Linked DNA regions of Homo sapiens: region 2 is linked to region 1. Evidence: chromatin loops called from intact Hi-C (ENCODE). Cell type or tissue: K562. All regions are shown on one strand. Each heading gives the region's core, and the rest is flanking DNA. Links, peaks and the distances in the headings are about the cores only. Region 1 holds the start of SNAI3 (snail family transcriptional repressor 3). Region 2 overlaps PIEZO1 (piezo type mechanosensitive ion channel component 1 (Er blood group)).

Region 1 (11,728 bases), core at 3,597-6,096:
CCTCAGGTGATCCACCCACCTCTGCCTCCTAAAATGCTGGGATTATAGGCGTGAGCCTCCATGCCTGGTGGGTTTTTTTGTTTTGTTTTGTTTTTTTGTTTTGAGTTGGGGTCTCACTCTGTTGCTCAGGCTGGAGTGCAGTGGCATGACCACAGCTCACTGCAGCCTCAACCTCCTGGGCTCAAGTGATCCTCCTGCCTCAGCCTCCTAAGTAGCTGGGCCTACCAGCACGTGCCACCACACTCAGCTGTTTGGATTTTTAGTAGAGACTGGGGTCTTGCTTGTTGGCCAGGCTGGTCCTGAACCCCTGGCTTGAAGTGATCCTCCCACCTCAATCTCCCAAAGTGCTGGGATTACAGGCGTGGCTCCTGCACTGGCCCCTGCTGACACCTGGATTTTGGACTTCTGGCCTCTAGTCTGTGGTCTGTGGGACTTTGTACAGATAAGTCAAAAGGCAGAAGCTGAATGTGAATGCCCATGCTATTGTTTATAAAATCACCCCTCCTCCTTTTCTAACTCCCGCAGCCCACCCTCTTCCCCCAGCCCAGACCGTCCTTGCAGACCTTCACCCTGTCCTACCTGTGTGGGTGCGGACATGGCCCTGCAGTAACCAGGGCCTGGAGAAGGCCTTGCCACAGATCTTGCAGGTGCAGGGCAGCGTGTGAGTGCGGATGTGCATCTTGAGGGCACCCAGGCTGGTGTACTCCTTGTCGCAGTACTTGCAGGTGAAGACACGCCCCACCTGCAGGTGGCAGTGCAGCTGCCGGTGCCTGGCCAGCCCGGCCAGCGTGTGGTAGGGTTTGTGGCAGTGGAAGCACTCAAAGCCGCCCGGGGCTCGGGGCATCCGCTCAGCCCCAAGCAGTTTTTCCGGAGCCCCGTGCCGGTCTGGGCCCAAGGTCGGGGACCACCGTGTGGGCAGCACCAGCAGTGGGGGCAGGTTGAGGTGGTTCAGGCTGTCTTTGAGGGGTACAATGGCGGCCCGGCTGGCCCGAGGGTCGACCTCGCTGACTTCCAAGGCGTCCAGCCCAGAGGCCCCCAGAGCTTCCTCGATCCGTGGCAGGAGGGGCAGGGAGATGCAGGCGACGGCCGAGGAGCGGTCCCAGGGCTGGGGAAGGTCACCGGGCACAGAAGGGGCCTCCTTGTCTCGGGGGAGGAGGGGCACCACCAGCCCCCCACAGGCAGAGCAGGCACCATTGATTTCTAGAGGGGTGGAGGGGAGAGAATAGAAAGATGAAGACTGAATCCCCAGCACTTTGTGTTTTCCAACTCTGATTCGTGGACCCAGTCACAGCCCATCAGCAGCCTGGCGTGGGAGGTGTAGCCGGGAACCTGCATGCAGACCCAGCTTGCAAGGGAGCTGGCGGTGCTGTGCAGGGAAGTGACAGCGTGGCCAGGAGTGGAGTCATCTAGAACAAGAAGGCCCCGCGGTCTAGAGAGCGAATCTCACTTCCTCTTTAAACACAAAGAAACATCTGACGGGACCCTTTGTGTTCAGGAACATGAAACAGGCCTCGTGGGTAAAGGAGGGCCCTTTACGCCTCGGCTGGGCAGGACCCTCTGATGAGCCCCACCCACCTCTGGAGGGGTCCCAGCCTGGGCCGGCATCCTCCAGGTGCCCATGCAGCAGCCATCAGTCAGACGCTTGGCAGCAAGGTGCCGGCTGAGTGTAAAATCAGCCCACTCATAACTAATCACCCTCCAGTCACCCCACAGTCGCCCCTCGGGCATCTCCTTTTGTGGATAACGAGGCAGTGAGCTCAGAAGCCTCCCTGGCCGCTGACCAGTGCCCACTCTACTGTGCTCTGAATGCAGCTGAGCCACATGGCTGGGGTGCTCTGGCCTGGGCTTTCAGAATTACCCCGGCTGGGCTCCTCCCCAGGACGGTGTTTCCTCTATCTGGGGGCTGGCACACTGCACACCACATGGGTGATCCATGTAAGGGCAGCAGCCCCCAGATAAACAGGTTAGTCTGCAGGTAAGAGTTAAACTCTGTATGTCCCCAAAGCCAAAATCTCCCAACAGCCCTCAATCCCTTTCTTACTCTATATGTGTTAAAATGGATCTCTGGCTCTGTTTCTACCTCCATGCTGAGGCTTTGGGTAGAGACAGACAACCCATAGAATAGGAGAAAATATTTGCAAATCAGACTTCTGATCAGGAATAGCATCTAGAACACTAGAACATATAAAGGATGTTAGCAAGTCGACAATAAAAAGACAAATAATACAATTTTAATATGGGCAAGGGATTTTTTTTTTTTTTTTTTTTTTTTTTTTTTAGAGACGGAGTCTCGCTCTGTTGCCAGGCTGGAGTGCAGTGGCGTGATCTCGGTTCACTGTAACCTCCACCTCCTGGGTTCAAGCGATTCTCCTGCCTCAGCCTCCTGCGTAGCTGGGAGTACAGGCGCCTGCCACCACGCCCGGCTAATTTTTTTGTATTTTTTTTGTAGAGACAGGATTTCACTGTGTTAGCCAGAATGGTCTCGATCTCCTGACCTCGTGATCCACCCTCCTTGGCCTCCCAAAGTGCTGGGATCACAGGCGTGAGCCACCGCACCTGGCCCCCCACCCTTTTTTTTTTTTTTTTTTTGAGACAGAGTCTTGCTCTGTCTCCCAGGCTGGAGTGCAGTGGCGTGAAATCGGCTCACTGCAACCTGCAACCTCCACCTCCCAGGTCCAAATGATTTTCCTGCCTCAGACTCCCAAGTAGCTGGGACTACAGGTGTGCGCCACCATGCCTGGCTAATTTTTTTTTTCCCCCAGATGGAGTCTCGCTCTGTCACCCAGGCTGGAGTGCGATGGCACGATCTGGGCTCATTGCAACCTCTGCCTCCCTGGTTCAAGCAATTCTCCTGCCTCAGCCTCCCAAGTAGCTGGGATTACAGGCATGCGCCACCACGCCTGGCTTATTTTTGTATTCTTAGTAGAGACAGGGTTTTACCATGTTGGCCAGGCTGGTCTCGAACTCTTGACCTTGTGATCCGCCTGCATCAGCCTCCCAAAGTACTGGGATTACAGGCATAAGCCACTGCGCCTGGCCTTTTTTTTTTTTTTTTTTTTTGAGCTGGAGTCTCACTCTTGTCGCCCAGGCTGGAGTGCAATGGCGTGATCTCAGCTCACTGCAACCTCCGCCTCCCAGGTTCAAACAATTCTCCTGCCTCAGCCTCCTGATAGCTGGGATTACAGACACCTGCCACCATGCCCAGCTAATTTTTGTATGTTTAGTAGACGCGGGTTTTTGCCACATTGGCCAGACTCGTCTCAAACTCCTGGCCTCAAGGGATCTGCCCACCTCAGCCTCCCAAAGTGCTGGATTACAAGTGTGAGCCACTGCGCCCGGCCTGGGCAAGGGATCTGAATAACTATTTCTCCAAAGACGATACACAAATGGCCAATGAACACATGCAAAGATGCTCAATGCCATCAGGGAAGCCCAAATCGCAATCACAATGAGATGCTCACACCCAGTAGAACTGAAAAAAATTGACAATAACCAGTGCTGTGAGGATGAGGAGGAATAGGGGATTCAAAGGAACGCCTCCCATCTGCCACTCTCTCCTGACCTGACCTCCTCCCACCCTCAGTTTTCCTAATTACAGAGTCATCAGGTTTCTGTCCACCCAGAAGTGACGGCAATGACAGGCTAAGAGGCAGCGTCCAAGAGAGTTCTGGGGAGACAGCACTGGGGGAGCCCCAGGTTTCCCGGCTTTGCTGGGGCCTCTCTGCAGGAAAAAGTCACCATTTCTTTTTTCCATCTCTAAGACATGGCCACCTTTCTGCCTCCAGGTATTGTCACAGAGCCAGGACCCTGTTTGTGGGCCCAGTGGCTGAGCCCAGAGGCAGGACGGGGCAAGAGACAGTCTCGCCCCGTCAGGCTGACCATGTGTTTCTGCTGGGATTTTAAATGCTTTCCCCATACTCTCTGGGTTTTGCTTGCCTTTTTATTCATGCTGCGGTCCAGATCCTGGGGAGAAGACACTGTTTTGTTTTGTTTTGTTTTGAGACAGAGTCTCGCTCTGTCGCCCAGGTTGGAGTGCAGGGGCGCGATCGTGGCTCACTGCAACCTCCATCTCCCGGGTTCAAGTGATTCTCCTACCTCAGCCTCCTGAGTATCTGGGATTATAGGCACCCGCCAGCACACCGGGGTAACTTCTGTATTTTTAGTAGGGACGGGGTTTCGCCATGTTGGCTGGTTTCGAACTCCTGACCTCAAGTGATCTGCCGTCCTCGACCTCCCAAAGTGCTGAGATTACAGGCATGAGCCGCCACACCCAGCTGAAGAGACTGTTTAAGTACCTTGCTGGCTTCAGGGGTTCCCTGGGGAGCCATAGGAGCCATTTATTTAAAAGGAGAGATTGAGGGGCCCCAAATCCCAGCACCTCAGGTCTATCCTGGGGTAACATCTTGGCAGAAAGTTGCCAGGGCCCCCTGGCTGTCAGAAAGCCAGGCAGCTGGGGCTACAGTGAGGAGGGGAGCGGGGGCGGGGAGCAGAGAGCACTGCGGGGCAGCACGGCTACTCACGACAGTTGCCCACTGGGCCCAGCACAGCTACCCAGATTTGCACACTGGGATGGACCCTAAGCAACACTTTGAAACTTGCAACTATTACCCATGTAAATTCCGCACACATGTGTAGTCACATGCGCATCCACATACACATAACAGAAGCCAGTGTCCTTCACCATGAGCCAGGCACTCCGGCAGTTTCTGCTCTATTTTATTTTACAAAATTGCTGGGGGTGACTGATGAAACTGATTTCAAAATGCACATTTGAAAAGCATGGTCCTAGCTGGCACCCCCTGGTGGCAGCCCGGGCCTCGGGTGTGGGTCCAGGTGGGATCCCCCCCATCCCCAACTCTGGGTTCTGAGCTGGGATAAAGGCCTCTTGGCGGTGTTGCTGGGGGCCACAGCCCCAACAGCGCCCTTCCTGCTCTCCCCCACCGGCCACAGAGCGTGAGTCCCGACCACCGCGTCCGCCGGCGCCCCTCAGTGGGCCTTTGTCCCAAGAAGCTGCCAAGCCAGGTGGGGACTGCTCTCACCGCCCGTGTGGCAGGCTGTCCTCTGAAGGACAGAGTCCTCTTCTCTCGTGTCCCTAAGCCTAGCAGGCAGTGGGAATGAACGGGCAGCCCGGTTGCTGGGCACCCATCTCCCCAGCCTAGCCGGTGTGTGGAGGATTGCAGCCCTTTAGCCCAGCCTGCCCAGGCAAGCCTGCCGGGGTGAGCAGGAGGGCTTCTGGGGTGAAGGGAGGTGGGGGAGGGAGGGAGACCACGGGCGGAGGCTCACCTGAACTGAATGCAGGAGGGGCAGTGCCTTTGCACCAGAAAGAGCCCATGTGTCCTTCTCACCATCCCCTGTGCTTACACCCCCAGTCAGCATGCTCCGGGGGTCCCTGAGCCGGGCCGCCCCAGACGGCCCTCCTTCCCTCCCACCCACCACCCCGCGACCCCTCCCAAACGTGTGCGCCAGGAAGATGACTCCAGGGTGCCTTTAGCTGGGGCTGTAGTGGTTGGGACGGGCGGCTGTATATCAGGGGTGAGTTCCAGGGAGACTTGGGGGCTTAGAAAACTTAGAAAACTTCTCCAAGTTGGGAGAGAATCCCGCCCGCCCTGCCGGAGGCGGGGCTCAGTGCCCTGAAGTGGAGGCGCCCGTGGGCCACCTCCCTCCCTGCAGCCGCAGCCGCTGCGCAGAGGCGCTGGCTCCTTCTCCTCCCACCTGGGACAGGTGTCTCCCCAGCCCCCGCTCCCAGGGGCCTCTCTCTCTCTCCCGCCCCTCAGGGTCGAGTCCCGGCAGGGGCTCGGGGATCGGGTAGTCAGTACCTCTCTGCGTCTCCAGCCGCCGGTAGTTGGGGACCCTGTGGCTGGAGTGCGTTTTCACCAGGAAGGAGCGCGGCATGTTCCCCTCCCGGGCGGCAGGCCGGGGTGGGCTGGGGCGGGAGGGGCGCGCCTGGGTCCGGACTGCTGCGTCCGCCGGCGCTTGAAGGGGTCAGGCTCATTAGCATAGCGCGCCGCCTCCGCCAACCAGCGCCCGGCGCGAGTGGGGCGGGGCCACGGGGGCGGAACTGAGGGCGAGGCGGGGTCTCGGGCAACACGCCCAGGACAGGTGCGCGGGCGGGACGGGGCGGGGAGCGCGTGGCCGCCGGTGTCCTCCCCACGGGAATTCTCTGGCGTGCGCGCCGCCGAGTCACACACCGACCCGTCGGGCCTGGCCACCCACTCGCCGTGAGTGAAGGGCAGAGTTCAAAGCTGTGTGGAAACCGAGCGAGAATCTCTTCCACAGAATGTGGAAGCGTCGGCCGAGCGCGGTCCTTGGAGAACCCTTGCTGCGGAGAATGACGCTCACTCTGCGGCCTGGCCTCGCCTCCCCATCCCTTCTGCAAACTCACAGGACAGGATTGATGGGGAGAGCCCAGGCGAAACGAAGCTGACCCTAGTGACCAGCCCTACTGGCGGCTCTGGAACAGGCCCGGGACCGGTGGCCTGGAGACAGTGGTCCTTTCTGGATGGGCTGCAGTCTCCGAAGGCTTCCCCCACTGGAGTCAGCCCTTTAGGAGTTTGTCCAGTGCCTCCAGAAAGCTGTTTTTTGGGGGACGGAGGACTTGGCCTGGAATTCTGGAATTCCCAGGGGGTCAGACATGGTTATGGGAAGTTTAATAAAACCGGTGAATCACGTGAATTCTGCAACAGCTGCACGTGTGACCTGGGCAATCCGTTTCCCTCCTTTGTGGTCCTGTAGAGCCCTCAGGGTCATAAAAAGCTGGGAGCCGCTGTGTCCAGTGTCTGGGTCTCTTTTGACATGGACATTTCATAACGTTGGGGGCCAGGTGGGGCCGTCTCTGGGCTGGCGTGCACACAGGGTGTCCCTGGCTGTGCCGCCGGCCTGCCTCCCCAGCAGGGCTTCCACCTCAGAGCTGGGTGGCCTTTGCCCCCTGTGGGCCGGGGGTGGAGAAGGTGGGGGGTGGTGAGTCCATGGAAGCTCTGAGGGACAGACAGCAGGGAGGAGGGCCGTGCCACACCAGCATCCCACGTCCCACATCACACGTCCAGGGTGTGAAAAGCTGGGCTAGTATCAGCCCCACTTTGCCAATGAAAAAAAACTAGGCTGTGAGTCTGGGCTCAGCAGCTCACGCCTGTAATCCCAGCACTGTGGGAGGCTGAGACAAGAGGACTGCTTGAGCCCAGGAGTTTGAGACCAGCCTGAAAAACAACATGAGACCCCGTCTCTACAAAAAAAAAAAAAAAAATTATTTTAATTAGCCAGGCGTGGCAACACCCATCTTCAGTCCCAGCTACTCAGGACGCTGAGGAGGGAGGATTGCTTGTTGCAGTAGCCTCCAGGAGGTGGAGGCTGCTGTGAGCTATGATGACCCCACTGCACTCCAGTCTGGACAACAGAGCAAGACCCTGTCTCAAAAAATTAAAAAAAAACAAAAAAGAAGACCAAGGCTGTGAGAGGTTAGGACACAGTGGGATTGGGACCCAGCCACACTCCAGCTTGTCTGCCACTTGGTGAGGGGGAGTGGAAGGACAGGTGGAGGTGCCCCTGGAAGAAGGTGCCCGCCTCTCCTGCAAGCATGGCCTGGCACCACCACGCCGGGAGTGTAGATTTCAGAGGACACATGCCTGCCTTCTGCTTATTCACCTGTTCCTCGCCTGGAAAGGTTTCTATTTATAGCCTCCCTTCCTTCTCTCTCTCCCTCGCAGACACAGATAACGCTTGCAGATACCTGAGCCAAGCCTCCACCCACACCGTCCCTCCCCGCCCACCTACCCGTTGTGTGGCCACCCGCCAAGCCCCAGCAAGCTTATCTCCTAATCCCAGCTAGAGCCTGGTGTTACTCAGGGCTGCTGTAGCCCTCCCGAGGAGAATGGCTGATCTCATCCCGGGAACGCCCTAGAGGGCCTGCGAGCACCTTTGGGGTGGGGTCCCAGGGCTGCCGCAACAACTTGCCCCCCAGGGACACTCAAGTCGGCTGCAGACTCACTCTTCAGCTGTGATGCACAGGGCGGTGTCCAGGCTGGACCCAAGAAGGCCCCACAGAGGGAAACATCAGCGTCCCCCTTCCCACAGGTGCAGCCTCGGGGGTGGGGATTGGGGGAGGGCGGCCGTCTCCATCCTTTCCGTGTCTTCCGTTCCTCACTGCCGGCAGCTTGGCTCTGGGGGTTAAACTGACGTGCCCCTGAGTGGGGAAACCCACGGCCCACAGCCTGCTAGACCCGCCCTCCTGAACTGCAGCAGGCGACCCAGGTCCTTGCCCCCTTCCCTGGACATCTAGGACATCAGGATGATGACTTGTGCTGGGCCCGGCAGCCTGGCCCCTCCCATCTGCCTCCATCCGACACCCAAGAGCGGTTTTCCAGTGGGTAGCCCACCCCAAGAATTGCCGGTCAGGGCAAAAACGGTTAGAGTTCCATTTATGTTGACATTTTCATCCTTCCTACACGTATGTCTTCCTGCCTTTCTGGTTTTACAGTGACTGTAACCATAGTGTCTGGAGATGTGCACACAGGTATCCAACACGGTAGACATCTCTGTCACCATTGACTGTTGTTTGTTTTAAGATGGAGTCTCACTCCAACCTCCGCCTCCCAGGTTCAAGCAATTCTCCTGCCTCAGCCTCCCAAGTAGCTGGGATTACACGTGTGCACCACCATGCCAGGCTAATTTTTGTATTTTTACTAGAGACTGGGTTTCACCATGTTGGCTAGGCTAGTCTTGAACTCCTGATCTCAAGTGATCCTCCTGCCTTGGCCTCCCAAAGTGCTGGGATTACAGGCGGGAGCCACTGCTCGTTTTTTACTCATAGGGCTTTATGACCCAAACCTTGGAAACCCTCACTCCGAATTAGAACACAGTCCTTGAGAGCTAGACCAGGAGGGGCTCAGCCCTTGCTACCTGCACAATGCCCGCCTGTGGTCAGGTGCATGCTGGGGGTTCAGCAGGGCTTGTTGAACTGGATGGAAGAGAAGCAGGAGCTTGCAGACAGTGTGGCCTTTCTAGAGGCCCTGCCCCATGCTCTGGGGGCACGTAGGCCCTGTCTGTCTCGAGTGGAGACACTCAGGTGAAGACCCAGGCCCTCAAAGGAGAGTCTGGCAGCTGGGCCTTGCTTGTCCTTGGACTCAGAGAGATGGCCCCTCTTGTAGGAGCAAAGGCAGTTCATCGAGGCAGACATCCCATGCGGAGGCAGACATCGAGGGACAATCCCATGCGGCCCAAGGTCATGGGCCCATGGAAACTTGAACCCAGTGCTTGAAATCTCAACATCCAGCCAGACCGGGCGCCACTGTGTGCTTGGTCCCCCTCCGTGAAGGGGAACTCACTACTGTTTATGGCTGCCCACACCACCGTCTGAGGGCCGGATTGTCAGAGGGAGGGTGGTTTTTTGTTTTTTTGTTTTTTTTTTTGTTTTTAAGACGGAGTCTCACTCTGTCACCCAGACTGGAGTGCAGTGGCGTGATCTTTGCTCACCGTAACCTCCACCTCCTGGGTTCAAGTGATTCTCCTGCCTCAGCCTCCCAAGTAGCTCGGATTACAGGCATGTGCCACCATGCCTGGCTAATTTTTGTATTTTTAGTAGAGACAAGATTTCACCATGTTGGCCAGGCTGGTCTCCAACTCCTGACTTCAGGTGATCCACCTGCCTTGGCCTCCCAAAGTGCTGGGATTACAGGCGTGAGCCACCGCACCTGGCCAGGAAGGGTGGTTCTTAAGCTGGGGTTCAGTGGACACATCCTGTGTGATATGGGGGTTCTGAGAGGCAGACAGGGTTGTTTTCAGAGCCCCCAGCGAAAGTGGCTTTCAGTGCCAGTGCCAGGTGGCTGGCAGCCCTGTGCTCTTGGGAGATGAAGGGGATGGACATGGTATTTGCCGTGTGCCTTTCCCGGGATGTGTCGTTTGCCTGGCAGATGGCCTAATGCCTAGTTGTCTGACCTGCAACCATGAGTCCCCCCAGGAAACTTGCTCACACTGGCAGACGCCCCGTGGCTCCTGTCTGATTCACGTCCAGGTTATGCCTGCCTGACCATCGCTCTGGTGTTGGGAGCCTGCCCTCTGTCCCCCACGTCCCCGAGAAAACCCAGCCTGGGCAGCCCCTGGTTCTTCCTTGTGGAAGGTGCAAATTCAGTCCCCACTGCAGTAGGAAACATGTTCAAAGACTTACTACTCACAGGTCCTGGGCAGGGAGGGCGCCAGGAGTGGGAAGGGCCATCCTCCGTCCCCAGATCCCACAGGGCAGAAGTGAAGAGTCAGGCAGAGAGAAGACAGTGTGTGGTAACGGGCCGTATGCACAGGGAATGGGGAGTGGTCACTGCAGGTTCACAAGCAAATGCCTGAATGGTCTGATTAAAGGAAGTGCAGGGAGTGCGGGCAGCCCAGGCTCCTGGGTGGGAGATACGCCCCTAAGTGCTCATCTCTGGCCCCTGACATGGGCGGTTGAGCGTGGTGTCCTCCTGGTGCCCAGGCTGCAGGCTTGGCTGTGCTGCCCGTTAGAACAGTCCCTACCCACACCAACCGTAAGACACATGAAACTGCACAATGCCTCAGCACAGGCAAGGGAGAGTGACCGGTGCTGAGGGGAGCCCTTGGGCCTGCGGCAGATGAGGTGAGACTTGAGCCATCAAGCAGCGAGGCAGCGTGCGTGTGAGTCTGCAGGCCACAGGCGTGTTCGTGCGTGTGTCCATGGGCGTATGCGTGTGGGAAGTCGCAGTAGCTGCTCTGAGGTGACATGGAGGCTGGGCATCAGCGGGTAAGTCCCGGGCACCAGGAGAGGGATCTGTGGGGTCCCCGGCATCGTCCTGCCGAGTTGGATACCTGAGCTCGGTTCCAGCAACACCATCCGCTCTCTGCCAGGGTCCTTTGAGATTCCCACCTGCCGTGTGAGGGAGCTGACACCTTACTCGCGGCAGGCTGTGGGGCCACGCCCTGCAGCTGAGGGAAGGAAGAACTCAGGCCCGCTGAGTGTTCTTTTGTCCAGCCACAAAGGGAGCAATGCCTGCCGGACGAGGGGCTGGGGCCGCATCATGCCTGGGACCCGGATGAGCACTGTCCAGGGCTCCTGCGAACAGGGGCGGGCCTGGGACAGGGGGACCTGGGGTGGGAGACATAGGAGAGGGGACCCCTGGGGGAGAGGGACTTGGCATCCCTTCCGGATGCAGGCCAGCAGCAGGTTACACAGGCCCTTCGTAAAGGTGCTTTCTCTGTGGCCTGCGCCCTGGGTCACCCCATCAGCAGGGTCCTTGGAGCCCCAGTGCCTGCAGAAATGCCAGGGACAGCATTGACAGCGTGCTGACGGACAGCACCGTGGATTGAACTGTGTCCCCCTAAAAGATGCTGGGGTCCCCCCAACCTCTGGGCATGGGGCCTTATTGAAAATCGAGTCTTCACAGGTCCCATCAAGTCAAGGTCAGGCCATTAGGTGGGCCTTAATCCAAGGACTGGTGCTCTGATGAAAAGAGGAAGCTTGGATTCAGAGCGCAGGGGGAGGGTGACGTGCGGGTGCAGAGGAGTTGTGTGTTGACCACAGGAGCCAGCCAAGAAGCACCAGGCCGCTGCGGCCGCCCCCGGCCCCCACCCCTGCCCCATGGCACAGCCCGCCCACACCTGGGTACTAGACTTCCTCCTGAGCTGGCGACACTTAGACTCCTGTTGTGTTCGGCACCCCAGGGTGTGGCCCCTTGATACAGCGGCCCAGTAGACCCAGCGTCCAGACCGGGATGAGGCCACAGGCCCTGGC
Region 2 (2,500 bases), core at 1-2,500, 86 kb after region 1:
CTAGCTCAGAGCTGGCCCTGCTCCTGCGCAGGTTAGAGGGAACAGAGAGGCCGGCATGGGGCGGAGTGTGGTTAACAGATCCCCTAGGGGGTCACACCCCTTCCAATGCCACATGGCGGGGCAGCAGGGGGCTCTGAGGCCCTCCTAACCTACTCCAACCTGGAGGCTCGGGACCCCCACGCCTCTGCCCCTGAGAGAGGAAGTGAGGGACTGTTGACGCATGGCCCGTCCCCAGGGAAGAGGACTGATGCCTCCCAGGGTGTTCTCCCTGCCCACACGCCCCAGCCCCTCCCCACCCTCTCTCCAGGCAGAGAGTGCACAATCCGGTCTTCCCAAGCCTCGGTCTGTCGGGACAGAACCTGCCAAAGCCAGAGGAGGCCTGCAGGCAGCCCCACAGGACGCCTGGCAGGCGGCTCCCAGGACGTATCCCCGAGACCTCTCAGCCTGATGCCTGTGCACAGCCCGCTCCCCCATGACCCGGTCACACCTGCCCCCCAGCCGGGCCCCGCCTGCATCACTTTCTGGCTATGGACTTGGGAGCTGGCTCGACCTTTAGGAGTCTGCAGTTCCTGTCTGTGGGGTGGGGGGACGGGAGCGGCTGCCTGGCCAGGCTGTAGCGAGGATGGCACGGTGAAGAGTCCAGAGTCTGCCAGGACACTGAGCAGGGCGTTCTCCTCAGGGGCGGCTCCAGAACTGCAGTCCATCGGGAGAGGTGGCCGTTAGTGCGGGGGCCCCGCCATGGGCGGTGCCTGCCTGGGCCGCTCCCTTCCCCCTCAGCCTGAACACGGTCCTGGGTGGGGGTACTCTCCCGCCAGCTGCCGAGCACGTCCACCACCTGGTGCCTTCACTGCCAGTGACTCAGCCAGGCCGGCTGGCAGCCCAGCCGCACCAAGTCACCCTGAGCACGCCCCACGGTTCCCACGGAGCAGTCAGGTCCGGGCCAGGCGTCCTCCACTGGGCCCCGCGCGGCCCTGCCATAGGTGACACCAGCCACCACCAGAGTCGCTGGGCCTCATGTCCTCACCTGGGAGGCCAGTGAGGTGCCCTGGGGGCTTGGGCGAGGAGCTCTAACTATAGGAATCCGGTGGGCGGCACTGGAGAGACTCCCTGCCGTCACATGCCCTGAGCGCAGGGGATTAAGAGGCTCTGGGCCCTCTCATCTGCAGGCGGGGCCTGGGCGGAGCAGCTCCACCCTATCACGTCTTGCTCTGTGTTGCAAGGTCCTTCCGCCCCTGTCACTTAGCAGGTGGTCTCAGTCCCGGAGAGCCAGAGCCGTGAGGCAGAGCAGGGCAGGCGCTAATCTCACAGGGAGATAAAAATCAACCGTGCGAAAGGCCCCACAGAGCGACCGCTACTGGCACCGGGCCCAGCCTTGCAGGAACTCTGCACCCAGTGACCCCCCCTTGGGAGGTCCAGACCAGTTCCACTCTTAAGGACGAAGTGCTGGAGGCTCAGAGAGGCTGAGAGATTCACCCAACCACCGGCCCAATGGTGCTCAGCAGCAGAGCCAGGACTGGGAGCCTCATCTGACTACATACAGCTAGGAGTGCGGCGACAACAAGAAACCAGGCCAGGCGGGGCTCCCATCCCACCGCCTCCCTTGCCCTGCAGGCCCCAAGCCCAGCAGGCAGGGTAAGGAGCACACAGCTTTCTTGACTGGGGGCTCGGCTCCCCACGGCTCACGCAGCTGCTGGGCTCAGGGGCCACACACGCCCAAGCCTGAACCTCAGCAGGGCCACTCGACAAGTGCCCTATGACAGTGTCCAGCGGAGGTCCCAAGCTAGCCATGGGGGTCCCCCTCAGCCCACAGTCAGAGCAGGGCCATAGGGAGGTGCTGGGTGGGACAAGGTTGCAGAGGTGACACTAGTGGAGCCGACGTCCAGATGCCCGTCCACCCGCGGCCCCAGGCCCTCCTGAGACTCTATGCCCGTCCACCCGCGGCCCCAGGCCCTCCTGAGACTCTATGCCCGTCCACCCGCGGCCCCAGGCCCTCCTGAGACTCTATGCCCGTCCACCCGCGGCCCCAGGCCCTCCTGAGACTCTATGCCCGTCCACCCGCGGCCCCAGGCCCTCCTGAGACTCTATGCCCGTCCACCCGCGGCCCCAGGCCCACCTGAGACTCTATGCCCGTCCACCCGCGGCCCCAGGCCCTCCTGAGACTCTATGCCCATCCACCCGCGGCCCCAGGCCCTCCTGAGACTCTATGCCCGTCCACCCGCGGCCCCAGGCCCACCTGAGACTCTATGCCTGTCCACCCGCGGCCCCAGGCCCTCCTGAGACTCTGGTCAGGATGCCTGTCCACCTGCGGCCCCAGGCCCTCCTGAGACTCTGGGCATGGCTGTCAGAATGACCATCCCTGGTGCCATTGAGACCCCAGATCCAGCACCTGTGTCCAGCGCTGAAGTCCCAAGTCTGTGTCCAAGCTCAGAAGGAGGGCCCAGAATCCCAGACGTATCATGGCAGCAAGTGAGCCGGGGGTTGGGACAGGTAAGCAGGCTCT

Evidence for each region. Hi-C counts contacts between places; a loop is a spot of excess contacts. Peaks named below come from ENCODE experiments on the same cell type or tissue, not always from the same donor. Only the 100,000 strongest peaks of a DNase experiment are listed, where the experiment ranks them.
Region 2: a loop joins it to region 1, with 1.9 times the contacts of the local background. A loop is called at or near these places in 7 of 110 quality-filtered maps.

What each region holds. Positions count from the first base shown.
Region 1 is chr16:88,680,515-88,692,242 of GRCh38, forward strand. SNAI3 (snail family transcriptional repressor 3) reads right to left here and starts at 5,993. Exons shown (of 3, transcript NM_178310.4): 1 at 5,817-5,993; 2 at 580-1,200. The coding sequence starts at 5,892. SNAI3-AS1 (SNAI3 antisense RNA 1) reads left to right here. Exons shown (of 4, transcript NR_024399.1): 4 at 6,277-6,672. RefSeq lists enhancers at 466-585, 510-1,331, 976-1,155, 1,346-1,635, 1,886-2,145 and silencers at 5,604-5,763, 5,814-6,273, 9,186-9,360, 11,375-11,424. In K562, for the core only: a CTCF peak has its summit at 4,807 (motif pointing left); DNase peaks (open chromatin) are centred at 4,837, 5,102, 5,677 and 6,047; H3K4me3 peaks cover 1,153 bases.
Region 2 is chr16:88,769,832-88,772,331 of GRCh38, forward strand. The region is part of intron 1 of PIEZO1 (piezo type mechanosensitive ion channel component 1 (Er blood group)); the gene reads right to left. Among named protein-coding and RNA genes, the nearest start is that of PIEZO1, 14 kb to the right of the region's middle. RefSeq lists enhancers at 140-723, 724-1,307. In K562, for the core only: a CTCF peak has its summit at 1,104; a DNase peak (open chromatin) is centred at 1,190; H3K4me3 peaks cover 1,904 bases.